Regions from separate parts of the Mus musculus genome. Here all the other regions are linked to region 5. The links are chromatin loops, found by intact Hi-C in ENCODE. Cell type or tissue: left cerebral cortex. All regions are shown on one strand. Links, peaks and the distances in the headings refer to the core of each region. The heading gives the core; the rest is flanking DNA.

Region 1 (4,786 bases), core at 141-4,140, 340 kb after region 5:
GCCTCAGGCTCAGTCCTCAGCCCTGGGGTGGGGCCAGGAGACCAAAATCTTCCTCCAGTACACAGCAAATTTGAGACCAAGCTAGGCTAAGTGAGGTCCTGTCTCAAGAAAACAAACCCCACAGAAGAAGAAATATAGAAAATGTGACTCCAAAGACCTTACCTTCTCACTGCAGGTAATTTCATAAGAAAATGTGTAAAAGTCTTAGCAAGAGCAAATGAAGATTAAGTGATTACAGGATGATAAAAGTTAAGGAACAAAATCCGTGTGGCATTACAAAGAACAATGAGAGCCAACTTTTCAAGGCTGACACAAGGGAGAACCTTCCAGCTCACACTGCCTAAGTGGGCCTGTTTGCATTTCCTTAAAAAGAGTAAAAGGCTGAGCACAGCAGTACACTCTACACTCAGGAGTCAAGAGGCAGGGAGATCTCTGTGGCTTTGAGACCAGACTGCTCTACACAGAGTGTTCCAGAATAGCCAGGGCTACACAGAGAAACATGTTTCTCAAAAAAATAAATAAATAAAAAATAAAAAAAAATTTTTTAAAAGAGGCAGATCATATCAACTCAAATTTCAATGACCATAAACCAAACGCTGTAGAAAATAAATTTTTAACTTTTTCTACTGAGAGATAGGGAAGGATTTGAGCCTGGCCTTAAACTCACAATCCTCAGCCTTTCCAATGCTGTGATTACAGGTGCACACAGCACTACACATGATTGCACGGCAGGGAAGATTAGCAGGCACACTCAACCAGCTTTCAAGGGGTTTTCAGGGGTCATTCATTTTTAAGAAATCTGCTCAAGTGAATTAGTAAGTGTACTTTAAAAGTTGGGGAAGTCAATGCTGGCAAGGCATTCAATATATCCCATATGGAAGGAGAAAGGAGGTTAACACGAATTCCCAATCTGTGAGTCAAAATGTCACCATGACATCCAGGGTGAACCACAGTTTCTAATCAGGCTAAGCAGTTCTTAGGAAGAAAAATAAATTCAGACGGTGCATTTCTCACGCGTTACAATGGTGTCATACAGTTTAAGCAGGATTTCAAGTCACACGTGTGCTCTGTTAACAATCTTGACTTAGCACAGTATTTTCAAACTCACAGCCTTAACTATTCAAACAGCAATTCATGATGCCCCTTCAAAGTCGTTGCAAAGACAGCAAAAGAACATGTGGACTCTTAACAAGGGCTCTCTAGAAAGCTGCAGGAGAAACCAGCACCGCGAGACTCTGGGATGCAAGCCCGAAGGCCATCCCGAAGGAGTGCAGGTAAAGCTCGGACCACTTAAGCCTGTCCCTCGGATATGCGCGTTCAAGAGATGCCCAGTGGCAGGACAGAGTGTGAGTGCAGCCTGGTCAGGGCCCGGGCCTGGGGCAGCCGGGATGAACCGCGGGTGTCGCCTGGGAACCCGGAGCAAGCAGGCCCACGCGAGCCCGGTTCTGCTCACCTTCAGCGTCCCCAGCAATTGCTGCTGCGAGGACCGCCGCCAATGCCGCCTGGCCGCCAACAGCGCCACGGTCCTGACCCACTGCCCCGCCATCGTCCACCCCGCAGACTTGCCGGCTGCTGACCTCTCACCCTCGTCAAGGGGCGGGGAAGGGGAGTGCCCGCGGGACGGCCAATCAGGAGCCTTGAGCTCTAAGCTCCGCCCCCTGGCGAGTAGGCTTGGGAGGGAGCTGGTCCGACTGCGGCGCAGAGCCGGTCGCCTAGGGCTTACGCATATGGGATGAGAACCGCACTAGGACCCGGAGGGAGCCGACCAAGGCGCTCCAGCAGCCAGTCCAACTCCCCTACTGCTGAAAAAGCTGACTGGAGCCTGCTTTTGGCTTCCAAAGAACCAACGTTGGCCAATCGGGTGCATCCATGCTCCTTTTAATTTCTCGGTGGATATTTTAAAGTAGATCTCACCAATAACCATCTCTGTATCAGGACTGGTGCTCACTTACTTCGCCTGTCCTACAGAATTAACTTAAAACAGTCAGGAAGCCAGGCTGCAACATGTAGAGGTCTAGCCAAAAAGACAATTCGCAACATTTGCGATTGGCTGAGAAACTGAAAGTTCTTACCAAAGTAGGAACATAAGTAGCAAAAATTACCTGTTTCACCAGCGCCAGAGGCATTTTCCTAGTCAGGAAACCCAGTTTCCCTTCTCTTTCCCTCTTGCTACTTTCATCACCATCTTTGTATTTAGTTTGTAGTTTTAAAGTCCTGTTTTTACTGCAAAGATTCCTTCAGTGAAAGGGGCCTGTAATAGAAACTACTTGGCTCTATAAAGGGACTTAATCACGGAGCCTGAGGACCTAAGTCTGATTTCTAGGACCTAAATCAGAGGAAAGCACTAAGTTCCACAAGTTATTCTCTGACCTCCATATGCATGTCATGTACACACACATGTACACACATACATATACACACAAATAATTTTTCCATCTGAGAAGTACAAGTAAATACATTGAAGAAAAATTATAATATCCAATTGTAATTTTTATTTATGTATACTTTTGTGTATAAGTGCCTGCATGACTATATGTGTACCATATGTGTGCCTGGTGCCTGCAGAGGTCAAAGGGCATCAGATTCTTAGAACTGGAGTTACATCAGTTGTGAGCCACCACGTAGGTACTGGGAATCAGTGGTTTGGTTTTTTTTTTGTTTTGTTTTGTTTTGTTTTGTTTTTAAGATTTATTTATTTATTATATGTAAGTACACTGTAGCTGTCTTCAGACACACCAGAGGAGGGCGTCAGATCTTGTTACGGATGGTTGTGAGCCACCATGTGGTTGCTGGGACTTGAACACTGGACCTTTGGAAAAGCAGTCGGGTACTCTTACACACTGAGCCATCTCGCCAGCCCCGGAATCAGTGTTTTTAACTGTTGAGCCATTTCTCCAACACTGATAAGATCCCTGTAAGCAGCCCATGAAATGCCTGTCTTGCTCTCAACTTTGTCCCTGAAGAGCAACCATAGGAGATTCTTGGAGCTTTATGTCAAAGAGACTCTCTCATTCTGGTAATAACTTACTAGATAAGAATATTAATCCGATTATGGCAATTTTCAAAGTTCTCAGATATGGTTGAAAGCTCCAACCCCACCCTCACAATTCTGTCCACAATTATTTTCATGGAAGCAAAGGGGAAATTTTTAATTACCACTGTCCTTAAGACTGATATAACTAGCTAGTCCGTTTAATTATAATCTACGAGAACAAGCAACATTGTAACCACTATTGTTCGGAAAGCTACTTCTAAGGATAAACTTAACTCTTTGTGTCCCAAAAGACTAAACGGCTACAAAGTCTAATTTTTGCTTCAGATAATGGGAATAGATAAAATACTATGTAGCGAATACTCCAGAGGGAGCTCTGAATGGTTCAAACCTTAGACTCTGTAAGCTAACACTTGCCTTAGGCTCTACAGCAGATAAGATTGATTGATGAAAGTGAAGACCCAGCCAGCAGAACAGGGACAGATCTAAGCTGCTCGAGTCCACAGCTGTGTAACCCACTATGCTAAAGCCCTCTATATGCATGGCTTCAAATGTGGCTTTTACTTTTTTAAGAACTTACTTATTTTTATTTTAGGTATATGAATATTTTGCCTACATGTGTTATCTATGATGTGTATATAGAGGCCCATGGAGGCCAGAAGAGGGTGTCAGATCCTCTGGAACTGGGGTTACTGATAGTTGTTAGCATGTGGGTACTAGGAATTGAACCTGGGTTCTCTGGCAGAACAGCCAGTGCTTTTAACCACGGAACCACTATTCCAGCCCCAGTGTTGTCTCTTGAAGGCCTGCTCTTTTCTGAAGGGAAAAAAGAGAGGGAATGTATCTGGGGAAAAGGAGACGTCAACGGAGCTAGGAAGACTGGACAGAGGGGAAACTGTAATCAGAATGTCTTCTATGAGAGAAGAATCTATTTTCAATTTTAAAAAATTACCAATTTAGCTGGGCATGGTTGAGCACACATGTAATCCCAATTCTTTGGAGACAGGAATGGGAGAATCCTCACTTCCATGTAAGGATGATAAACTCAATAATAATAACTAATAATAGGAATTCATCTTAACACCGTTTCCATCCCCAGTTGATATATCTATAGTATAACTCTTGTACATACAGCCCAAGGAGCATCAAAAAAGAGGAGCCAGAAAGACACTAAAAGCAGGAGAGGACCAGAAAATTTTCTTTGAGATTGTATCTCCTAGAAATAACAGAAAGGCTTAGCTCATCATACCTCAACAATATGGCTGCCTAAAAAAAGACCTGAACAAGACGAATGCCAATAGACATGCTAACATAAAAAGACAAAGAATTATAGGAAATTAAGGAATGCTGGGAGTAGGAGAAACATTTTTCTCTAGAGATGAGCATCCTATTAAATTACACACTACCAACTGGACAGCCCTAAAACCATATACATACAAGTAATACTAAATGGACTGAGCAGATTGTATTTATATATTTATGTATGTGGACACACACATACACACATACAAATTAAAGAAAAAAACAAAGTTGAGATGGAGTGAGGGAAGGGGATATGGGAGGGATTAAAGGGAGAAAGAGAAGGGAAAATGATGCTATTATATTATATCATATACTATAATAATCTTATATTTTTATACATTTTAATGTTTTATGCTTATACATATTAAATAAATTATGGTGTATTTTCTAACATTTAATAAAAATAATTTGTATAATATATTATGTATAACTTATATTTATATTACATGTATAATACATGGACATATAAACTATATTATATTAACATAAAAT
Region 2 (4,786 bases), core at 289-4,288, 370 kb after region 5:
TGTAATCTACTGCTCCACTAATACAAGCTGTTCTATTAAAGCAAAATCTACATTTCCTGGTTAGTAAAACATTACCTTTATAGGCTTTGAGAAACCACGGGTTAGGGCCAACAAAGTAAAGATGTTTGCTGCCAAGCCTGGCTGTGTGCTCAGCCCCTGGAAAGAGTGACCTCTACAAGTTGTCCTCTGACCTCCATACACTTTCTCTGGCGTGCACACATACAAAGTAAATAAGAGAAAAGAACACTTTTAACTATATTGTTGACAGTTGTGTAAAGAAAGCTGGGAAGATCAGGAGAGGCTGGGTGTATGGCTCAGTACAAGAGCACTTGCAAGGTCCCAGGTTCGATCCCCATCACTGGAAAATAAATACTTTTTTAAAAGATACTGGAATTGGCAAAAAAAAAAAAAAAAAAAAAAAACAGCTGTGATATTACGAAGTATAGCAAGAGAAGTAAACTCGGCAAATAAGATTATATCAGATTTCCAATGTTCTGCATATCAAAGGGCACAAGAGAAGGAAAGGCAGAGTTGGGAGGTGAAACTGTCAATCTTGACAGTTCAGGCTGACTGTAAACTTGACAGGATGTAGAGCCACCTAGCAGACAAAGCTGAGCATGTCTGAGCTTCATAGGTCAGCTGAGCATGACCTATGAATAAAACAGAGAAGGAGCTGTAGAGCAGTAGTCACCTCTGCTTCCTGAGCACAGATGCACTGTGACCAGCCACCTCATGCTCCTGCTGCCAAGTCTTCCCCCTGTGAGACACAGTATCCGCTTGAACCAAAATAGACCTCCCCACCTCGAGCTGTTCCTTCCCGGGTATTTTGGTTAAAGCCTCAAGAAAAGCAATGATACACCAATAAAATATCTGATAAAGGGCTAATATTCAGGACATATTCTTTACATGTTTACAATTCAAAGCAAATATAGGCAAAAACCCTGAATAGACATTCCACTGAAAATGATACACAAATATGCAGGGTGTGTTCATGGAGAGGTGCTCCACAGATCTACTTGTTAACTCAAATCAGTTAGGGATGGCACAGTTGGTATGCTTGCCTCCCCTTTGGTTCAATCCCAATCAAACAAACAAACGCAATACTTCATATTCATTAGGATGGAGATGATCAGAACAGTAAGATCTGTAGGGATTTTTTTTCTGGACAGAAATGTATTCATCTATGGGGGCTGGGCTCGGTGACCCATGCCCTCAATGTGAGTGCTGTCAACCTGAGTTCAGTCAGCAGAGCCCACATGATGAAAGAGAAAGGAGACGCCTAAGATTTGTCTTCTGACTGACACACACAGAAAATAAAAACTCCAAAGTCAAATCAGCATTAGCCCTCGTCCTCTGGGATCATGTTGGGACCTACAGTGGGTTATTACCTTCAGGGCCACACAGGGTCTCCTGGAGCTGCCACCCTTCCTCCTGAGACTTCCCTAATCTTCCTTTCTTATTTGGTCCTGCTAGGATACAGAAGGGACAGATCTTAAACTGCCCCAGCTCTTCTGGGCTTGCAGATATGGCTCTTTTGGAGCCCGTCAGTAAGGCTCTTGGCAGATCCCTTCTGAGCTCATGTTCTAACACTCACCTGCAGCTCCTTAGTATAAAAGAACCCCTCTTCCAGGTGCCTATTCACTATCCTACTACCAGGGATCCATAGTTCTCTGCCAGGCTCTCATCTAGTCTGCCTCACCCTGTGGCTAACCCCCAACAGCTCTCCTTCACATAGGGTCTCTGAGAAACACCCACTGTCTGATAAACTGAAGAATAAAAAAAAAGAGGCTATTTCCTATCATCCAAGAACAGCTTTCTTCCAGCCTCTAAGCAGAGAACTAAGCCTATTCCCTTTTCCTCGGATATCCTGAAAAAAAATCAGGCGTCAGTAAGTTGCGACCAGGTGGATTTAGGCTCTTCATCTGGAGTTTTCCCAGTGGTCTGACAGAGATGAGGGGTAAATCACATTCAGACTTCTCTTTTCCAGAGGAAAGCATGGCTCTCACTAACCTCACACTAACAATCTCCACAATGTCTAGCAAAGGGCTGGGAGATGGCTCAGTGGATAACTGCTTGCTGTACAACATGAGGACCTCCCCAGCACTGGCATAAAAAGTGAACATGGTTCTGTGCATGTCACCCCAGCACAGGGGCTGTGGATCCATGAGGACTGCCGGGACTTGCTGGCTGCCACTCTAGCTCCAGGTTCAGTAAGAGACTCTACCCCAATGGAATAGGGTGAAGAGAACAGAATAGGACACCAAAGTCCTCTAATACACACACAAACACACACACACACACACACACACACACACAGAGTGGGGGAAGAGACAGACAGACAGACAGAGACAGAAGAAGGATATTGGAGGGGAGAAAATCTTTATAAAAGCTTTTCATCTTTCAGTGGACAAAGTGCATGCACTTGGTCAATTTATATTGTGGACTGTGTGCTAAGCCAAGAATACATCACATTTACCATTTTGACTAAAGACCTGTAACCTAAATATAATCTGTAGCAAACATCAAACAAGTTCAAAACAAAATCATTCTCTTTTTAAAAATATCAGCTTTCTCCAAAAACACCACTGTCATAAAGGTCGTGAAGCAGGCTGAGGAGCCTTTTCCAGGGGAAAGAAGCTGAGGAAACATGATCTATAATGTAGGAGCCTCTAGTGGAGAAAAACTGCAAATGCTATAAAGGACATCACAAGACAGGTGACAAAATGCAACAAATTGCACATCTGTTTCAATGTTGGATTCCTAACGGTGGAAACTATGGAATAGAAATGTACAATGAAGCATCAGGAGGCAAGGGAACAGAATGTGTGCAATTTATCCCCAAATAGCTCAGACACAATTTGTACACACAGGGAGAGTAATTCTCTCTTTAAAAATGAATTAAATAAAATAAGCGCATCCGGATAAAAGGTAAACAGATGTTTTGGATACAATTCTTGTAATCTGTCTGATGTTTGACATTATTTGCAACTTAAAATAAATGGTTGATATGTGCTGGAGAGGTGGCCCAGGGATTAGAAGCACTTATTCATCTGTCAGCTGGCGGGAATTTCATGTCCACCTGCAGCTGTAGTTCCAAGGGATCCAAAGTCTTCCTGACTCCTTGTGCACCTGAATACCTATCTCTCTCTTAGTCTTTCTCTCTCTGTCTCTCTCTGTGTCTGTCTCTGCCTGTCTCTCTCTGTCTCTCTGTGTATGTGTGTGTGTGTGTATGTCTGTCTCTTTCTCTGTCTCTCTGTGTGTCTCTCTGTCTCTCTGTGGGTCTCTGTGTGGTCTCTCTGTATCTCTCTCTTTTTCTCTGTGTGTGTATGTGCGTGTGTGTCTGTCTCTCTCTCTCTCTCTCTCTCTCTCTCTCTCACACACACACACACACAAATAAAAATAAAATAAATATTTGCTTTACAGTGTTTTGCCTAAACATGAAAGCCTGTTTGTTTTTTTTTTTTCTCCTGAATCTCCAAGAACATAACTGATTTGTATCTTTAATAAAGAAAAGGGGAGATAACCCGGCCTGATCCGGGGCTCAAGTCCCTTCCGGCCCACTGCAGCACCGGGGTCCCTGGCCCGGGGAGTCTCCGGACACCCACAAGGACCCACACAGGATCTGCCACGGGATCCTAAGACCTCTGGTGATTGGAACACAACTTCTGCCAGGAGGCAGGTTCAAACACCAGATATCTGGGCACCTTTACTGCAAGAGGAGAGCTTGCCTGCAGAGAGTACTCTGACCACTGAAACTAAGGATAGAGCTAGTCTCCCAGGTCTGCTGATAGAGGTTAACATAATCACCTGAAGAAAAAGCTCTAACCAGAGACAATTATAACAACTAGCTCCAGAGAATACCAGATGGCGAAAGGCAAACATAAGAATCCTACTAACAGAAATCAAGACCACTCACCATCATTAGAACGCAGCACTCGCACCCCACCTAGTCCTGGGCACCCCAACACAACCGAAAAGCTAGACACGGATTTAAAAGCATATCTCATGATGATGGTAGAGGACATCAAGAAGGAATTTAATAACTCACTTAAAGAAATACAGGAGAACACTGCTAAAGAGTTACAAGTCCGTAAAGAAAAACAGGAAAACACAACCAAAGAGGTAGAAGTCCTTATAGAAAAACAGGAAAACACATCCAAACAGATGATGGAAATGAACAAAACCATACTAGACCTAAAAAGGGAAGTAGACACAATAAAGAAAACCCAAAGTGAGGCAACGCTGGAGATAGAAACCCTAGGAAAGAAATCTGGAACCATAGACTCGAGCATCAGCAACAGAATACAAGAGATGGAAGAGAGAATCTCAGGTGCAGAAGATTCCATAGAGAACATCAGCACAACAATCAAAGATAATATAAAACGCAAAAAGATCCTAACTCAAAACATCCAGGAAATCCAGGACACAATGAGAAGACCAAACCTACAGATAATAGGAGTTGATGAGAATGAAGATTTTCAACTTAAAGGACCAGCAAATATCTTCAACAAAATTATAGAAGAAAACTTCCCAAACCTAAAGAATGACATGCCCATGAACATACAAGAAGCCTACAGAACTCCAAATAGACCGGACCAGAAAAGAAATTCCTCCCGACACATAATAATCAGAACAACAAATGCACTAAATAAAGAGAGAATATTAAAAGCAGTAAGGGAGCACATAATAATCAGAACAACAAATGCACTAAATAAAGAGAGAATATTAAAAGCAGTAAGGGAGAAAGGTCAAGTAACATATAAAGGAAGGCCTATCAGAATTACAC
Region 3 (4,786 bases), core at 250-4,249, 650 kb after region 5:
AAAGTTTTGGGGTGTCTGGGAGGACTTTAGTTCACACTCCTTCTGGCAGCAGGATGGCCCCCAAAGGTGAATATTTGTATCTTTCTCTTAAAGAAACCCCACGGTAATCTCATTTCGGGGACACATGGCTGCTGCTGAAGTGGTGGGTACTGGAAAGTGAGACTGGGTTGGGGGATGGGGCAGCCGCTGTCCAGGCTTCTGCTTCCACTTCAAACCCTCATCCCAGGATGTCTTGGTGGCCACACTGGTACAGGAGGAATGGGAGGGTCCAGAGATATCCCATTACCAAGGGACAAGGAAGAGCTAACAGGTCACAGACTCGATAGTAGGAAAAGGGGAAAGGTCAAGAGGAAGGCAGAGGGAAAAGTGGGGACGAAGGAAGACCTCGCTAAATACCTCTCTTGGCCGAGGGGCTGGGGAGAGGGATGGAGAGACGTGCTAAGACTGCTATTTACAGATGAATGGAAGCAGGGCTTCTCCATCCGCTCAGTGACAAACCTTAATTGCTCAAAACAAAGCAAGTTTCCAAGGGCCAAGCTCTTCGAAGGCCCCATCTTTGCTGTAACGTCGGGAACAAAGCTCTATGTCCAATATTTCCATTAAAAAAAAAATAAACGAAAGCAAATCGTGATGTCTACCGTCATCTGTTTCAAAGGGTTTGATTTCTTCCCACCTCCCGGCTGCCAGCTAGGTCATCACAACAATTCATTTATTTTACTGTCTTTATAGAGAGGAGAGAAGAGAAAAACCTATGTCTCACTTCTTAAAAGGTGGCTCAAAATCTGAAATTCAAAGAATAACATTACTAAGCAATTACCTGGGAAAATCTAGAAGGCCTTCTGCGAGAACTATCAAAAGACAATATTTGTCTAGAATTCGAGCACTAACGGCCCTGACACAGCAAAACCATTGTGTTTTCCCCAACTTTTCTTTGCTCCATACAGCTGTGTTTTCACAGATGTCAAGCCATGTGTCTCCACCAAAAGGTTTAGCCCTCCCTTCAGAAGCGAATGTGGATCAAAGGTTCAAACGCAGAAATACAAGCTCCCTTCCCCTCTGGAACATGTTTTTATTTTTCCGCAGTGGCTGCAAACCAGAATTCCCATCTGCTGTCCTGCGGCACCCAGGTTAACCTTACCAGTGGGGCTCAGAGCACTGTTATCTCAGCTAAGAAGAGCATAGATGAAGAAGCGTGCCCATGCCTGAGAGAGCCACGAGGGCCCCTCCCCAAGATGTCCACTCAGCTCAGAGAGGATTGAACCAGGCAGGAGCCGAGGTGACCTTAGAAATTCATTATTCCCTTCCTGTTCCATCAGAACAGATTTACGAAGTTAAGATTGGGTTTTTCTGTGATGCACATACAACTTGTAGAAAGAAGAACATACGGTTTCCTGCCTCCTACTCCAGCAATACACAAGAACATGCAAATGATGCTTCGCTTGTTTGAAACTGTCTAACAATAGACCTGATAAAATAATATTAATCTCTATCTAGCAGGTTCCGTTGTATTTTACCAAGCTGTAGTTCTGTTTTAGATAGATCTCCTTCTGACGTGCTAATCTTTTTAATGCCTCCCTCACCCTCACTTCCTATTCTTCCCACTGAGAATATCTGTGAAACGACTAGGAGAGAAACAGATAAGTTTCTCTACTGCAAAGATGGGTTCACTGCATTTGCTCAGGAGAAGAGCAAGCCGGGGTTAAGCAGCTGACAGGGTTTTAAGACCTTTGAAGGTATTTTTGCCAGGTTCTTAAGATCGCTCAGTATCAGGTGAAATGAGTTAGACAGAGGCACGTATCCGTCTGTTTAGATCTCTGTAGACCATCAAGAGTGGAGGGATACAAAGCTTTGGCCAGTCAGCCTCTCTGGAGAATATACAGGCGCCAAAGTGGGGAGTCCTGGACTGGTTTAACACCAGTGTGTGAGTGCCATCTAGTGACCACTCCAGAACTACAGTCTAGTCACCGCACTTACCGTACAGAAACATAAGCCTCCTAACCCATCTCCCCAAGATGATTTGGTTCCAGCATTCCCAACCCTCCTGTCCACTCATGGCAGCATTTGTTGCCCTGGTTACAAAATGAACCTAAAGGAAAAGGAAAAACAAAAACAAAAACCTAAACAGCTTCAGAAAACAAAGCAGGAAGTGGGAGGGGCCCAAGATGGCTTCTGACTAGAAAAAGCAACACAGTATCAGATTGTCAACACTGAAGCTGCTCACAAGCCCCACAGAGAAGGGTAAAGAGGCCACTTCTACTAAGGAATTACTTTGACCATTCTGAAGGACAGACTCCATGAAAACGGAGTCTCCCGCCATTCACACCTGCCCTTCAGACGTCAGCTGATCAACTTTGATGAGGAAAAGCTCCCTGTCTGGGCACTCATACCTAGACCTCTCTGAGTCCTCTTTGTGTGTGTGTGTGTGTGTGTGTGTGTGTGTGTGTGTGTTATTGTACACTCTAGGGATATGAAGCCCTCCTTGCAGCTAGACAAGCTAGCAGCTTCTCCTGCTCCAGCTGCCTGGACTGCAATGTAAGCTCCACAGCAGACCAGCCTACCAGCATGCCTTGTCCTGGGATGATAGGACACTCTCACCCAGCTTTGGGTGTGGCCCTTCAGTGGCCTAAGCATCAGTGGGCTGTCCTCACTTGTGAGGAGCCGCCCTCACAGTCACCGTTACAAGATGGCGCTGACATCCATTGCTCATAGTAAAATGTGTGCAGGCGTCATTGCCTGAGCCCTGCCTCTCTCGTGGCGTTAACTGACTGATAGTGGGCAGCCAATTCGGGTGGTGCACGTCTCCAACCGTTTTACACAGCCTATAAAAGGGAAGGGCTTTCTGCTCTCTGGGTCTCCTCTCCTGAAGTTGATCATCTATCTCTCGAGATGTATTAAAGCTTTACTGCAGAAGGATCCGAGTGGCCTGCGTGCGTTTTGCTGGCAAGACGGTAGCGTGGGTCACTCACTGGTAGCAGGTGGTCCCAGAGGGCCCCATCAGCCACTAGAGGCCACTGTTCTGTCTCCATTTTATGAGTTCCAGGTAAAGACACCTGGACCAGCATAGTCAGAACAGGGACAAAATGCAACACTGTTGCTCCGGGCCACACCCATGGGATCACAGACCCTGTGAGAAGGAGGGCAGTTGTTGTAACAGACTTGCCTTTGTTTCTGGAGAAGACTCGGGCCTGAATCCGGTTCTATGGCCACACAAATCCTCATTCACACGTCCATTCCCTAAGCTGGCCTCAGTGAGAAAGGAGCCAGGTCATCACTAAATGCTGTCTCCCAGGGAGCCCGGAAGGACCAGGGCTCAGCACAGATTCATTGGCTGACAGAAAGGAAGATGCCAAGAGTCATTCAAGGCCTAGGGTGCCCGGTGGGTCAGTGAGCCTCAGCTCTAAATACCCCCACTTCTCTGCTTTCAAGGAATGGGGCATGTGGCAGAGCTCAGGTGAGGCTCATTTCTAAAGGGAGGAGGACCTGGGGCCAGGAGTAGCTGCTCATCAATGTTATCCTTTGGGGGGAGGGGTCCAGCTATGTGACCCAGGCTACATGCAACGTATCTTCTACCTTAGCCTCCAAAGTGTTGAGATTATAGGTGTGTACCGCCACACTGGGCCCTAAAATGCTACTTAATTTTAAAATGGTGGCATGTCATCCCTTCTGGTAGAGAGGGAGTTGTTTGCTCTGCCCATTCAGGTCCACTTGATGCCCCCCCCCCCCACATACCAATCAATAACATACCTTTGAACGATGACTTTAGAGCTTTTCAAAATGAACAATTACACCACTATGAAAAGCCAGACCCTAGTAGAAGAGACACTTCGAAGGCCAAAAGGTTGGGCTGGACAGGCTCTGGGGTGGTGGGATGGTGAAGGCTCCAAGTCCCAGGATCCCTTCTTATCATAGTTTCTAGCTCAGACCCATTTGGGTACAACACACCAGCACAGCCTAGCTTCCCTTAGCTACTTCTTAGGTCTGGAGAGTAAAAACACTTTGAGGACACTATCTGTTCCCAAGAGTAGAGTCAGGGAAGCCCCAGAGGTACTCTGCTGAGTAAGGCATCTCGTAGTGTTGCCTGCATCTGGATGCAGCCAGACAATGCCTGGCTGAGATGAGGGTCAATGTGAATAGAAGAGCTGTGAATAGAAGAGCTCTGTGGCTCAGAAGGATTGAGTAGGCTCTTGATGGGGAAGCCCAAACACCCAACTTATGTGAGAGCTATACTGTGAGCAAAGGGGACAGACCCCAGACTGGACCATACCTCTATTTTATGTATGTGAGTACACTGTAACTGTACTCAGACACACCAGAAGAGGGCATCAGATCCCATTACAGATGGTTGTGAGCCACCATGTGGTTGCTGGGAATTGAACTCAGGACCTCTGGAAGAGCAGTCAGTGCTCTTAACCACTGAGCCATCTCTCCAGCCCTCCATCCATGTCTTAGTGATGGTAATAAGTCATTTTTGTTGTTGTTGTTGTTTTGTTTTTCGAGACAGGGTTTCTCTGCATAACCCTGGCTGTCCTGGAACTCACTTTGTAGACTAGGCTATCCTCGAACTCAGAAATCCGCCTGCCTCTGCCTCCCAAGTGCTGGGATTAAAGGTGTGTGCCACCACTGCCCGGCTAATAAATCATTTTTTAGGTCATATTTGGGAGTCTTTTGACCACAGCCCTCAGACACATATCCTAGTTTATCAGTATGTATAAATTGGGTACTTCTAGCTTATATGCTTAGTGCATTGTGCTTGAACCTGTCTTCAGAAAAGGCAAAGCTGTAAATT
Region 4 (4,786 bases), core at 346-4,345, 380 kb after region 5:
TCCTTGTTTTATTCTCTGCTGTGTCCCAAGTACCATGAAAAATATTTAGCACATAACAGGCACTCAATAAACACATGGTTTGATTGCCCCCCAAAAAAATCCTAATTAAAAAAATATACTGTATGAAAAGAAAAATGAAAGGGTAATTAAAACTGGAACTCCATGATAAAGTTTTGATGAGGTTCCCATCTGCCTTAGTTAATGTTCTATTATTGTGGAGAGATACCATGACCAAAGCAACTCTTACAAAAGAAAGCATTTAATTGGAGGCTGGCTTATCGGTTCAGGAGGTTTAGTCTGTTATCATCATGATAGGAAGGAGACAGACACAGTACTGGAGCAGCAGCTGAGTGTTTTATATCCTCATTTGTAGGCAGCAGGCAGAGAGACAGAGACAGACAGAGACACAGATACAGGCACAGAGATAGACAAAGACAATCGGAGACAAACAAAGTCAGAGATAGAGGGCCTGGCAGGGCTTTTGAAACCCACACCTAATGACACACCTCCTCCAACAAGGCCATACTTCCTCTAACAAGGCCACACTTCTTAATCCTTCCTATATACTTCAACAACTGGGGACTAAACATGGAAACATATGAGTCTATGGGGTCACTTAGCCAAGGCCGTCATTCAAACACCACACCATCCATAATGGGGCAGGACTTTGTAGTGAATGATACAGCTGTCCTCTGTGTGTCTGTAAGTGGCCACTCATGAGTGCTCTCTATAAGCAAGCCTAACAAATCCACTACTCTCACCAAGCTAGACTTCAGTGAATTTCCACTTTAGTCTGTTGCTGGGACCCATCACGGGTAAACGGGCACTTGTTTGTGTCTTCACAGGAAATGTTATATTCCAATTTAAAAGGCCATTCTCTTGTCCCCATATCCCTTCTCAACATAGAAACATTGGGATTACATTACAGATGTGCCCACCTATACAGTCTAAGCTGTTTCTGTAAATCAAGTCCATACATGAACAAGTCTGTAAGGATAAGAAGATATTCACTGAGCTGCATGGACCTGGGAGACTCAAAAGCCTCTGCAGGATATCGTGAGCAAAGAGAAGAGCTAATAGTTAATCTAGAAACAAAGAGCTTGATGCTTACAATAGAATAACTACAATGCACCTGAGATCCTGACTCTAGGAATTCTCTCTAGTGAAAAGTACTTTCAGTGTTCCATGAAGAAATTACACTTTAAATTTAAAAAACAAAACAAAACAGTATCAAAACTAGTGACAGAGTATACATTTTGGAATCTTCTGGCAGAATATGTGACAGAAAAGCACCAAGGAACACTGCAAACCCTTGGCATCTTCACAATATCAACACAGTCATAACCAGCTATGTTCAGGGAAAGTAATCACACACTAGAGATGTCAGACAGTAAGGACAACAACCCTGACACTATCATAGTACACACAGATAGGTAACAATAGGGCATGGCAAAGCCCACAGAAGGAAGTAAATAGTTAAAGAAAAGCAGGGTTTGGTAGCATACACCTGTAACTCTTTAACACTTGTAAGGTAGAGGCAAACAGATCAGGAATTCAAGGACAGCCTACCTATCAAATTCCAGGCCAACCTTGGCTAAGTGAGACCTTATCTCAAAATTAAAATTAAAAGCTGAAAATAAGATTTAAAAATGTATGGTACCATTATCTATTTTATGCCTTAGAGAAGTTTTGAGTTCTATCAGCACTGGATGCCATGTTAAGAAACAGGGCAAGAACACTGGTAACAAACACAGAACAAGAGCTGGGACTAATTTAACCACATGGTCAAGGTATAGGAGTAATATATCAAAGCTTTAAACTGACTATTAGAAAAATTACTACTTAGAAAAGTAAGTTGTTCCTCAAATAGCCACATTTTGCTAATATATTACACTGAAGATAATTATACTTCTGTGATGTTTTAAATCAATACTTTGACTCTATAAGAATACTATCATTTTTAATAACTGAAAATTTCTACATTTCCCTTTGGTATAAACACTTTAAAACAGATAGAAATAGAATGCCCACTGAAATCCTTCCCAGAATGATGACCAATATGAAAAAACCATCACACCAAAACTAAAACTGAGTTAGACCAGTTTCCCTTCTCTAAGAAAAGAGAGTTAATAGCACTAGCGTTTAATCTACCTTCCATACAATCTGTCCTTTCAGTTTAAGATAATGCTTCACCCTTATTTCAGTTTTCAAAATGCCAGGAAAAACTTTTTTTTTTTTTTTTTTTTTTTTTTTTTTTTTTTTTTTTTTTTTTTTTTTTTTTTTGCTTTTCTGGAAAGAAAATGAATACAGAAATGTAAGTGGTTTGGTAATCCAGATCCAAAATGAAAGCCCACACTTTATCTTTCCTACTGTCTTTTTGCCAGAAGAAGCAAGCATTCATCCTAACATCCTGAAAAGGAGGAGCGAAGGTCAGAGCAGTGTCACAGGCAACAAGTGTTTGAAGGGAAAAAAAGGACATAAAGGAAAAAGTTGAAAGAAGAAACACAATTCCAAATTACTGAGTATGGACCCTATATTAATATATACTGTGCGGACACTTGATCTTCCTTTATGGGCTGGATAAAGGCTCCTCTGAGGCATTTCTAATTAGGGATGACTACAAGGAGCCAACGGAAAGCAAAGCGCTCTATAAGGTACCAGCATCTCAGAGAAGTCTCTTCCCTGGGAGCCCACAGTTAAAAACAGCTGCACAGTTAAATGAAGGAGTGGTGAATACTTCAGGTATCAGTTAAATTTTCTCTTTCTTCTCCTACTCTTCTTCCTCCTCCTCTTTATGAATTCGTATTATTTTTAAAAGACGACACATGTTTGAACACTCCTCCGTCTCAGGAAACAGTGCATGTCTAGCTGAGGGGTGGGGAAGCATGTAATGAGGAAGAGCTCATTTTTTTTAAGAGCTGATATTTTTTTTACAACGTTCTTTAAAACTGAAAAACCTCTTTAAACACCAGGAGGAGCTTAAATAACTCATTCTGGGCCTGAGGGTTCCATGTGGACAGTCCCTATCTCTGGTCTGCTTCTGGCAGTGTTCTCCTGGATTCTAACCATGACGGTAGGCCCAACAAGCCCTCACAAAGACTCCAAAGCTCCAGGCTTCACCCATGCCTGTGCTCTCTGGTCTTCAGGGTGCACCTCAGAGGGTTGTATGTGGCTTGTCCCACATGGAGCTTGGTCCCAGAAACGCAGACAAGGTAGCCTCGCTAGTTGCCAGGAGCAATGAAAATGCAAGCCTTTAGGCTCGAAGTGAGTCTGACCATCCCTCCACAAGCCTCCACTTCCAGGCCCCGATTGCAGAAAGCAAACCAAGTCTGCCCAGCCTGGGGCCTTGTGTAGGGCGCCCCAGCCTTGGCCATTGTTTAGTCCTGAGGAGTTGATGAGAGTTGCTTGCTCCCCTGTCCCTGGGGTCCGGCAGCTGCGAAGCGCGGTAGGGCGAGGAAGGAGCGCGGAGCCCTCCTGGCGGGGCGGGAAGGCTGGGCTGCACCCCGCGGGCCGCAGGGAGCCGCGCACCTGCCCCGCCCACCTCCAGCCGAGCACCGACCTCCTCCAGCCCCCGCCCTCGCTGCGCTGCGCGGCTCAGGTGCGCGGACCCAGAACCTTTCGGTTCTCGAATGCCCCCTGTCAAAGGACAGTTTAGATGCCCTCGAGCGAGCCGGGCTCTCCGCGGTAGCATCTAAGGCTCCCAGAAGGAAGTGTGATGGAGGATTCCGTCTTGCCTCACTTCCAGAGTTGAAAGCTGGAAAGCCGTCGGTTCTGCACAGAGGAGCAGTCGGGAGCGAGCTACCAGCCGCTGATGAAAATAATTGTTCTCGCACGCACTGTCCTGTGCCCAGAGGCGCACGTGCGCGCACGCGAACACACACACACACACACACACACACACACACACACACACACACACGCCTCTTTAGCTGCCCAACCTTAGTATTCTGATCATGCAGTTTTCAACAACTTGCTTGACACAATAACAAAGACATTTAAATGCCAGGACGCAGACTTCACTTTTTAACCTGCTGAGAGGAGCTACTTTCAAAGCTTCCCCACAGCGAATAAACTGACAAAAAATATGGGGTGCACTTATAAATTAAACACCTTACCCTCAAAGCAACGTTTGTTAATCAGGTTTCTAAAGCAATAGCCGTGTCTGTCTTTCTATTCACCCAAATAATGCCCCAAGAAGGAACCCCCTCACACAGGAGAGAGCTGGGGAAAAATGAATTATACCCATAGCTAGTAAAACTCATCTTAAATCAATAGAACACCACTTGAACTTGAGTTTCCATTGTTTCACTGGACCATCAATGTTTTTAATTAAACAGAGCTACCCTTTCTGCTAAAACATTACATAAAAGGGTTAGGTTTCTACTTTTGTTGAGGCAGCTGGCGTTTGTTGGCTGTTGTGTTTGAGCAACAGACTGTTCAATAGAAGCGAGAAATAGCTCAACGCGCTCTTAATAGACCTGTTTCGACAATGTACCTTGAAAAGGAATACATTGTGTTATTGTGTTAGTTTGCTACAAACCTATTAGAAGAAAAATAGCGTCCATCAGGTCTAACAAAACGCATTTGTATTATACGCACTTATCTGCTTCAAATACACTTCTTGGCACAATGTCTAGGATTCAACTAGATCATCAAGAGCTGGACAGAAGAACACATACCAGTTAGGTAATGATACACAGGCTAAAAATAATAATAAAGAAAGGCTTACTCAGGCCATAATTGCGACTTTTTATTTTTGATGAAGATGCAAACAGCCCTACTTTAC
Region 5 (4,786 bases), core at 432-4,431:
AGCAAATGGGGGCAGCCTCCCAGGCAAGAGCTGACCCACACCTTCTGCCCATCTTGGTCTTAGATGTCAGAAAACTAGGATTGAAGGTAAATACCCTCTTATGAGGACAAAAAAGCACAAATGTGATGCTCTAATTATAGCCACAATTAGAACTGGCAAGCTGGGGCTGGCAGTATATAGACTGGGTGGCTTCCAGAAAAACAAAACAAACAAACAAGAAGAAAGAAAGAAAACCCCAGAGGGTAGAGGTAACCACAACCACAACAACAAAAAGCGAAAAAGGAAAAAGAAAAAGAAAAAAAAAAAAAACTTCACTGCTCACTAGCCTGCACATTTAGATACAAGATTTCACTGACTGCTCTGATAATATCTGATAATACAATGTGCATTTGTGCCTGTTAATGCCAAAACCAGTGAAGAGCCCATTTCCACCCCCCAATCCTGTATGAAAACCCTGGGAGCTCTGCAGCACTGCACAAGTCAGCCTCTAACTTTCACACCTCACCTCTCCCACCATCGCCTACCGCTGACCTCAGGTACTGCTGTCTGCAGGAACATCCGTGAAAGCAGCTAGGCAGAACTACCTGGCCCTTTGTGTTTTCTACAAAAGTAGATAGCTCTCCTGTATCACCAGGGGAAGATATTTTTAAGTCAGTTTCCCAGTTGAATGTTAATTGGGAACTAATGAACAATCCAACTTGATCATTCTTATTCTGTATTTTTCTAGAAGCCAATGTCCCCTCCATGGATTTTTCTAAGTGTTAACATGATGCTCTATCTGTATTAATAAAAAAAAAAATCAGGTGCTATCTCAACATAATGATTATAGAAAATTAGGCAAAGTCCAGTGGCTTCAGTCAGATTCACAGTAGAATTAGCACATAGCCCATGAAAGTGGTTCCACAAGTACTTAAGGGCCTCTGGGAATCTCCCAGTTGCATTTTCAACCATTTTTTACTTTTGCTTCTAAGCAGCTGATTGAAGAAAAAGAAAGAGAAAGAGAAAAAGAAAAAGAAAGATGTATGTATCCTACACATTTGTCCACAGCAAGTTATGGGACTGAGCAGATAAGGGATATAATATAGCTCTGCTATTAAAAAGTCAAGAATAAAGCTTCCAGTTATGAATTTCACTTTCCACCTTACAACAGTGGGCTGATTTTGAACAGATTATAGGATTAAGGCTTCCTTAATTTTCCTCCCCAGTTAGACATTTAGTTCAGAAATCCTGCAACTAGAAACCCCTGTCAGGGTTAATATGTTCTGGCATGAATTCCTCAAGCATGCTTCATATCTAGAGGGCCAGGGAATAAGGAACAATGCAAAGTAAATGTAAATTTTACAAATTTGAGAAAGAAGAGAATGTCTGTCCTCATTTCTATTCCACGCCCCTACACCCCCACCCCTACACACACACAAGTTGGGAGGAGGCACTGTCACCCACACAACTCAGATGTGAAGTAGGTATACAGAGTGAATGCACACCTGTACCATGAGCGTCCTGTGGGTTAGAAGAGGCCACTGGGAGCGTGCTCCTGTCGGTGCCATTGTTCTGTAGGGGAAGTCTGAGCCCAGCATATCCCTCACACAGAAGTACTCTTACCATGTCTCCAGGCTTGACAGAAACGGCCACCACCACTCCAGGCATCGGGGAGCACAGAGTGCTGCTGGTGTCCTTGGGCACTTTTTCAAGCATGAATTTGTTCAGCTCTGCAGCAAGCTTGGTTAAAATGTGCACTTTGTACTTGAAAGAGAAAAAGCACAACAGAGGTCAAATGACGAATATCATCTAAAACAGCACTTATTCAAAATCTGCTTTTAGCTTTAAACTAAAATTACAATAATATCCTTTAAAGTCAAACATTCTAAAACCCTCCACATAACATTATTCATAACGGAGACAGGTTTTTTAAAGGAATTACTCATGATTAATTAGTGATATATAAAAAAGTATCACAGATCTTTAAGAAAACCATCTCAGAACTTTGTAAAGGAAAACAGTAAGGATTTTGCTTGAGGAACACTGCCGAGTGAGTGAGAGATCGAGCAGTGCAAAGCAGAGGAACCAGATCCTTTGAGTCCCTCAGCCTCAGGGAAAAGGCAGTGACACCGAGTGCATACCAGTAGATGGCAGCAGATTGCTGTCGCACGCCTCCCACACCTCTGAAGCAGCTACACCATGTAGATTATTAAATAGAGACAAAGGCTTCAGTGTTCATTTTGAGAAAAGAAGAGAAAAGTCCTTAACGTTCAAATATTTCTCAGTGACATAAAATGTTATATTCACATCAAAATGTTTTTCCTTTTAGGCACATTACCATGTAGCCTTTTCTCATATGACAAGCCAGCTAGTAGAAAGACAAGATGTAATGAGAATATCTTTTGGGCCGAGATATGATAGCACCAAGATTTGTAAAACACGGAAAATGCCAGGCACATCAGTTTTCATGGCATAGCAAAGGTGGATGGCCAACAAGTCAATCTTAACATTTCTAATACAGACAATACCTACTGGACAGGAAACATCCCAGATAAATATATGAACCACGATTCGCTCTACCCAAACAGAAAATAAAACGCTTTGAGGTAGGGAATTGGTTTCTGGTTCCCACCAGATCCGGTCTCTCTGGGGAGGACAGAAGCAGCACCCACTGGGCAGCTCCATTTTGTTGGAGGAAAGCTGCTGTAACTCAAAGCCTCCTGTGGGCATCATGCTGGCAGGGAGGCCGAGGCAGAATCTGATTCCCACTTTGATTCTGCCTGGGGACAGTGGCACTCTCCAAGTGGCTCTTTACAGGGCCTATTTAAAGCAGGTGGGGGAGGCCCCACAGAAGAGCTTTGATAGCCTAGGTTCCAAGCAGATTTTCGACACTGTGACAGGTTGAATAATAACATCTTCTGGGTGTTTCTTTACTCCTGAGTGTGTGTTTTGCAATCAAGACATAGAAATGTCTGCCAGTTCCTGAAGGATATGATCCTTAAGTGAAATTACAGCACAAATAAAAGCTTTTTGCTCCTATTAAAATTCATCTGAGTCATAAATGACAAGGGAAAAGCAGGCTGCTGTCAGTCTGACGACACCCTGGGCAGAGGGACTACGCATCACCCATGAATTGTACTTCCAAGGCCCTCATTAAATCCTTGGGAACCAAGGGGGGACATAATTGGGCCAAATTGCACAGTTTTAGTATCTGTGCTCTATCTCCCTTGGAACAGAAAGTCCGGCAGCACTAGAGGCTCGTGTGTACCGGGCAGTAAGTCCAGCAGCACTAGAGGTACGTGTGCATCAGGCGGGTTTCATTTCTAGCAGCATCACTAGGGTGTCACTACTACGTGACCAGCTGGCATTCTGCCCCAGGGATTAGTTTTCACTGTAGCATTCAGATCTATTTTCCCCCTGGTTTTCTTTAACTTCAAAATATGAATTTAGGAAAAGTATATACTGAGAATACAATTTAACAGCTTTTCACCACAGCAAATAGGCTTAAGAACCAATACTTCAGCTATCTCACAACTAAGCCTCAATGTGAACAAAGCTAAGGCTGTCTTCAGACCATTTCTCCTGAGAGGCCCAGATCCTGACAAAAAACTGGGTCCCTTACTATTTTTATAACTTTCATATCTTCTAAATTCCTTTCTCTGTAGGGCCCCTGCTTTGCTTGGAAAGAGATGTAAAAGAGTCCAAAACTCAGTGCTTCAGACACAGCCTTTGTTATTGATGAGATGTTCCTTTCCCTTTTGTATTTGTTTATTGTTCTTAAATCTGTTTAGGAATAAATGACTTATTGTAATCACAAGTGAAAAATAACAAGGAGTGGATGCCTCAGGAGAGGTCTTGTTGAACATGGCTGACTCAGAAGTGACCTTTCTGATTAGGAAAAGAAGAGAGAGAAGCTACACTTCTTAAGGATACCTTTGATGTTGTCCTGATTATCACAGGCCATCTTAAAACAGCCTCTTGTCGGCCCTGCAGTTTGTATGTAGAGTCAAAAGTCTGAACCGGCCTCGTTGGTGCCGCACATGGGCCCATCCAAGAAGACATCCTAGTTACAACCATAGATGTTTCCTAGTGCCTGCTCTCCAAAAAGGGGGCCACTGCAGTCTGCACTAGGACTTACAGAGCTTAGCATCTGAACTGGGACTCATTGTTTTCTCTAGATTCTTGGGGAGAGGTGCAGTTAGCTAGCTGAGGATTCAGGAAAGGGTCTTTCTAGCAATAGCAGAGCTCAAGTCTACTTCTATGATGGGCACTTAAGTGTTTTCAGATACTGTAACTACGTAAGTTCAGGGGTGTGTCTGTGTTCATGCAAAGCACAGTGTTGATGTTTAAAAGGCTGGCTGCTAACAGAGAGAAGTATAATCATGAAGGAGGACAGTTTTTCATTCCGTGTGGGTCCAGAAGAACCAGGGTATGGTGGTGAAAAGGTCCATAAAGGTCAGCTCTGGACTCAGTAGTAAAACCACTTCCCTCTACTGGTTTTAGGAAGCTGTCTCCAAACCACTGTCATGGGAATGGAAAGTTTAAAAAAAAAAAAAAAAAAAAAAACACCTCACCAGGTAAATTAGAAAACAGGCTCTCTCTGGGAGCAGTTTAGATGGCTTCTTAACCCAAATGTGATAATCATAGAAGGTATTTGACCCAATTATGTAAAATCGCCCCCCAAGCCAAGACTCCAAACAAATCCATTTTATGCTGTCTATAATGTAAAAACATATCTAGTGAGAAAATGTCATCCAAACATTTAAAGAAAAGAAAGAAGAATCAACAGCAAACATGGGAGATACAA
Region 6 (4,786 bases), core at 206-4,205, 390 kb after region 5:
ACTGCAGGTATTCCCCCATCACCCACCCACCCCCACTCCCCCAACCCACCCACCCCGCCGCTGTCCTCATCTCAACCTGTAGATTCAAGAAATGGGCCTCACCTATAAGGTCAGGCAGTGGTCCCTCCAAGGACAATAAGGGGGAGTGAGCAACCGCTTACTGGTCTTGTGCCACCCACGCGCATCTCTGCAGCCCCAGGTCCTTCCCACCCGGGAGTGAACCGGTGGTGGAGAGATTCGGAAGCCACAGGAGGTGAGCATATGAGTGGATGATGTGTATTGGCATGGGAGCGCGAAAGGTGTGTCTGTGTGGGTGAGCGGCAGAGTAAAGGGACTCCCGCAAAGCCTGTCTGAAGGCTGTGTTAAGCCAGGTGGGGCTGGAGAGATGCTGGACCCAAATAGGGAGAGAAGCAGAAAGCTGAAGGAGAGGTCAAGTGTTACCTCTTCAAAAGCGGCTCTGCCCTGAAAACAAAAGGAAAGCGGGCTGGGGGCATGCTTAGTGACCTCAGTGCCCAAAGTTAGCATCTTGCATCTTGTAGAGGCGGGGCAGCAGGAGGACCCTGGCCCGGAATTTCACTGCCAGAGGTTTCCGCAGTGGCCATTCAGAGGCGACAAGGGCCCGTTTACCCCTAGTGACCCCCAGCCTTGACCATGAACTCCGACACTTGGGTTGGGCTGCCCTATAGTTGGCTTTACAGGTGGTCTCATTTGTTAAGTCCTACCCTTATCATCATGGCTGCCTTCCCCTCCTCAGGGACTCAGCGGAATGGGTTGAGGTTTTCTGATACTTGGCCACTCAGATCTAGTCTGGAAAGATCTAGACCACCCCCCCCCATAAAAAAGCCCAGCAACTATCCCCGGAGGGGAGGGGGAAGTGAGAGAGTGGAGGGAAGGAGAATGACATTTCTATGGTCTTAGTTCTGAGCTGCAGGTTAAAAATAGAAACCTTTCATTTTGACTTGTCTGCTGAGGTACTCATGGATGTATGGATGTGGAGCTGCAAATTTCTGGGGCATCAGATTATAATCAACCCACAAGTATTTATCGAGCCCTGCTTGGATCCTGAGAGGAGCTTTCCTTGCATGTTCCTATTTCAACATTTTTAAAAATTAAAAACCTATCTGAAAGTTCAACCAATTCTTAGTGAAGTGTTTGTTATTCTGAGGCCTTTATTTCCTAAACTTTGGAAGTGGGCCTAACATCCCTGGAATTATTTCTGACATGATTTAGGGGATAGTAGGATCTGAGTGTCCAATGCATACTTGGTAAAATCTCTGCCTGTCTCTAGCCTCCTATGCTACCAATGAACTCAACAGTACTCAGACATACTTTCCCTAGACCCACCAACCCAGGCAAGATCAAGTTGGATGGCCCAAGCCTTCCTAGTCTAATGCAGCGATGTAGCAAATAACACAGTGCCTGGAGAAACCCGAGCCCCCGTCCAGCCTGTGAGCTACTCTTGATCTCAGGATTTTGTGCGGAAGAAAAAAAACAAAAAACAAAAAACAAAAAAAACACTTGAGACTGAAAACATCCGTCTGAAAAAGAGACAAAGGGGATAGGGGGTGGGGTGGAGGAAGAGCCAAGGTGCCGGCAGAGGGGAGAGGAAAGGGGTCCCGGGCAGTTAAGGATGGTGTGCGGGTACCAGGGTGGCGTTTTCTCTACTGGAGTCCCGCAGTGTCCCGACTGTAACTGCCTCCCCTCGCCCTTGCCGCAAGCAGAACTGACGCGGCCCCTGAGCTGGGAATAACCTCCTCCCTGCCGGGGACTTCGGAGGACATCACTGAACTGGGAGAAGCTGATACCCATGCCCGTTATCCTTGTGGCCATTAATAATGCAGCGAGGATCACGATAATTAATAATAATAATGATGGGCCTCCCGAGGGAGCTCCAGCTGCCTCCGGATAAAGCGAATCTCGTGGTGAGAGGGACTTATTCTGTGGTGAATGGAGTTGAGCGCGAAGGGAGCAGGCTTCTGTTCACAGAAGTTCAAGTTGACAGCGGTGTGGCAAGCAGAGACACCAGTCCTGACGCCGCAGCGAACCCACAGCGAAGCTCTTGGGCCCTGAGGGAGGCCAGGACCAGCTTCAGCTATGAGGCTCTGGAGTGAAGGCAAGGGCAGGTTAGCTTTCAGGCCTATTCTGAGTTGGGGTGACGGGGAGGGAGGGAGGGAGGGCTCGGACATCTCCACTCACCCACCTAATCCCCACTCTCAACCTCATCACCGCCAGGCTCTCCGACTCAGGCGCCAAACTGCTACACCCTTTAAGTACAGCGATTCTGGCATCTTTGGCACTCTTCGCACATATACTATCTCCCTCTTCTCTCATTAGCCTCCGGAAATTCGGAGGGCCAAGAGAAAAGCCAAACAGAGAAACTGGACCAAGCCGACGGGCTGATAACTCCTGTGGACAAAGCCTAGAGGGGCTAGAAGCCATTTTGCTGGAAAGCCTTTCCCAGGGCCTCCATCGGTTCTAGGGTAGAGTAGGAAAGCACTTTTGGGGGATGGTCTTTCTAGCCCAGACCCCCTGCACGTTGTATTTTTCTGCAGAAAACTAACAATGGCGTCATAGACTTACAGCGAGCTCCCCAATAGATTTAAAAAGCAATTGCACTACCTTGACCCTGTGGAGCATCTATTTTGCTCCCATGCTCCCGCAAATAAGAAGGCCCCAAGGCCTTAAGTTGATGCAGAAGTAGTCCCTCTGAGTCCTCTTTTTTTCTTTTTCTTTTAAGATTTGTGATATCTCAAAACTATAGTTTTCAGCCCCACAATGAAAAGGTTAAAAACATTTGAGTAGAACCATTTTCTTCTTGCCCACCAAATGAATATTTAATCTGACTCTTTTGCCTGCTCCCCCAGGGGCAAGGGGCTCGGCAAAAACCCTAAACGATTTTTCTCATGGCTTGTGTGTTCAATGAATTCTCCCAAGGCTCAGTAACATATGCCAATTTTTCTAATAATTTTGCTTAATATTATTAGGGGTTATAAATTTGATTTTAATAGAGGGTTGATTGCTTCCGAAATTGGCGCTTAGGCAGCTCGCGGGCCGCTGGGGAGGGCGAGCCTGGCACTTGTCACCCAGAGAGTATCACAAGCAGGCAGGCTGGATGCATGTTCGCTTGCCGCTGAACAGGTAGCATGGCCTGTGGGAGGTGAGTGTTGACCTCTTCCCAAACATCCCTCGGGCTGTCATGCCTGACCCTGAGGTAGCAAAGGACCGTGCGGTCTTCCATCCATCCGCAGAGGACTCAGCCCTGGGCTGCTCTGGCTCATCCGGATCGCACAGTAGGAGCCTCTGAAGCTGACCAGGTCTGCTCCCTCCCCTGAGAGCAGCTCCTCCAAAGCCCAGGGCCTATCGGAGCTACAGGGACACTCAGTGGGAGGGAAGTCTTGATAGCTCAGGAACTAAAAAATAATTTCCCCCATCTCTATCCTTTTATTACTAAAATTATTTTTGCTTTCTTTACAGCATCTTGTTTGAAAACTCACACCAACTCCTGTGGGGGCAGGGCAGCACGGTGGCAAAGATTCCAGAAAATTCAGTACTCCTATTCACTTCCACCTGGCAACATTAGCCTTTGTATAAAATAATTTTGCTGCATTCTTTCCTTCAGAGTAGATGTATCCCTATCTATGACGGCAAATAAAAAATATTAAAGCATATCCTATTTATTACTTTCCCTTGAGCACCACTGCAGAGCTGCTTAAGATAAACAGGGTTTATTGAGCAAGCTCTGCTTAAAATATCAAGGAAAAAAAAAAAAACGAGCCCCTTTAAACTATAATCACTGGGCCAAGTTCAAAAACAAAGTACTCGGCTCAGTTTTAAACGTGCAATTAAAAATAACTGTACCTCAGCTTTTCAGAGGGAGGGAGAGAGGAAGGGGGCAGGGTAGGGAAAGAAAACAAAGAATAAGGAAATGTTTAGTGCTCTTAAAGCCAGCCCAAATAGCTGAAAGAAAGAAAGGCATTCCCTTAGATAATGGAGCCATTAGACACTCTGAAGGTTCCTGCCGCCATTCCTCACAGGGGCTTTCCAAAAATTTAATTCATCCTCAGCTACCCAACAAAAGGATGTAGAAAATAATTTTGAGACTTTCTGCCAAAGGGGCAGTTTAGCCCATTCTCTATGCATAAATAGACCTTCCTCCAAAGAATGCAAGGTGGCACTTCCCCCCTCCCCCAATCCATACCCTCGTCATGCCTCAAGCTGACTCCTTCCCATTCTCTTCAATAACTCTGCTAGGGGGGGAAAAAGTATGTTCATGCAGTTTCAACACATTTTATTATATTTCTGTATGCATTACTCTCAAAACATCACAAGAAATGATCAAACCACTTAAACCTTCAAATAAAAAATCTGAAACAGTTTATGCCCACAATTGTACATATTTATAGTTAAGAAACATTCTTTATAAATATTGTTTCCTCTGTAGCAAGTTAATACCATAATTTAATTACAAATGGATAAATATGGCAACGGATATTTACAGAAGGGTGTTATTTCGGAAAAAAGCTAACGGCACAACGTTTACTCCCACCCACCCACCCCCCAATCTTTCATACAAGAACTAACAAATCGAACGTCGCAAAAGCACTGAAACATCACATGTAAACCCAGCTAACAGAAAAAATACATTCACAAGCGTTGGTGGTGTTGGTGATGTGTGCTATGGGTTGGTATGTTGAAGAAACAGAAGGGAGACTTTGGCACGGCTCATATTTTCCAGTCTATAGTCGCATGAAGTTTACAATCAAGTTGCCTCATTTAAAAGGAACAC

Evidence for each region. Peaks named below come from ENCODE experiments on the same cell type or tissue, not always from the same donor. Only the 100,000 strongest peaks of a DNase experiment are listed, where the experiment ranks them.
Region 1: a loop joins it to region 5, with 2.7 times the contacts of the local background. A loop is called at or near these places in 2 of 42 quality-filtered maps.
Region 2: a loop joins it to region 5, with 4 times the contacts of the local background. A loop is called at or near these places in 16 of 42 quality-filtered maps.
Region 3: a loop joins it to region 5, with 11 times the contacts of the local background. A loop is called at or near these places in 35 of 42 quality-filtered maps.
Region 4: a loop joins it to region 5, with 2.9 times the contacts of the local background. A loop is called at or near these places in 17 of 42 quality-filtered maps.
Region 6: a loop joins it to region 5, with 3 times the contacts of the local background. A loop is called at or near these places in 12 of 42 quality-filtered maps.

What each region holds. Positions count from the first base shown.
Region 1 is chr14:122,531,127-122,535,912 of GRCm38, reverse strand. It overlaps Pcca (propionyl-Coenzyme A carboxylase, alpha polypeptide), which reads right to left and starts at 1,585. Exons shown (of 24, transcript NM_144844.2): 1 at 1,454-1,585. The coding sequence starts at 1,546. In left cerebral cortex, for the core only: no CTCF peak of the experiment used is centred there; a DNase peak (open chromatin) is centred at 1,693; H3K4me3 peaks cover 1,698 bases; H3K27ac peaks cover 1,212 bases.
Region 2 is chr14:122,507,132-122,511,917 of GRCm38, reverse strand. It overlaps a transcript of Pcca not described here. Among named protein-coding and RNA genes, the nearest start is that of Pcca, 25 kb to the left of the region's middle. In left cerebral cortex, for the core only: a CTCF peak has its summit at 2,683; no DNase peak of the experiment used is centred there.
Region 3 is chr14:122,221,052-122,225,837 of GRCm38, reverse strand. The region is part of intron 1 of Clybl (citrate lyase beta like); the gene reads right to left. Among named protein-coding and RNA genes, the nearest start is that of 1700108J01Rik, 10 kb to the left of the region's middle. In left cerebral cortex, for the core only: CTCF peaks have their summits at 1,932 (motif pointing left) and 3,003 (motif pointing right); DNase peaks (open chromatin) are centred at 1,127 and 1,929; H3K4me3 peaks cover 291 bases; H3K27ac peaks cover 207 bases.
Region 4 is chr14:122,489,619-122,494,404 of GRCm38, reverse strand. It overlaps a transcript of Pcca not described here. Among named protein-coding and RNA genes, the nearest start is that of Gm33769, 9.0 kb to the right of the region's middle. In left cerebral cortex, for the core only: no CTCF peak of the experiment used is centred there; no DNase peak of the experiment used is centred there; H3K4me3 peaks cover 833 bases; H3K27ac peaks cover 1,053 bases.
Region 5 is chr14:122,873,721-122,878,506 of GRCm38, reverse strand. It overlaps Pcca (propionyl-Coenzyme A carboxylase, alpha polypeptide), which reads right to left. Exons shown (of 24, transcript NM_144844.2): 22 at 1,603-1,743. Among named protein-coding and RNA genes, the nearest start is that of Gm46488, 35 kb to the left of the region's middle. In left cerebral cortex, for the core only: a CTCF peak has its summit at 2,125 (motif pointing right); DNase peaks (open chromatin) are centred at 2,120 and 3,630; H3K27ac peaks cover 1,785 bases.
Region 6 is chr14:122,479,815-122,484,600 of GRCm38, reverse strand. Gm33769 (a long non-coding RNA gene) reads left to right here and starts at 1,611. Exons shown (of 2, transcript XR_383798.4): 1 at 1,611-2,123; 2 at 3,475-3,668. It overlaps Zic2 (zinc finger protein of the cerebellum 2), which reads right to left. Exons shown (of 3, transcript NM_009574.3): 3 at 4,273-4,786. It also overlaps a transcript of Pcca not described here. In left cerebral cortex, for the core only: no CTCF peak of the experiment used is centred there; no DNase peak of the experiment used is centred there; H3K4me3 peaks cover 2,833 bases; H3K27ac peaks cover 3,622 bases.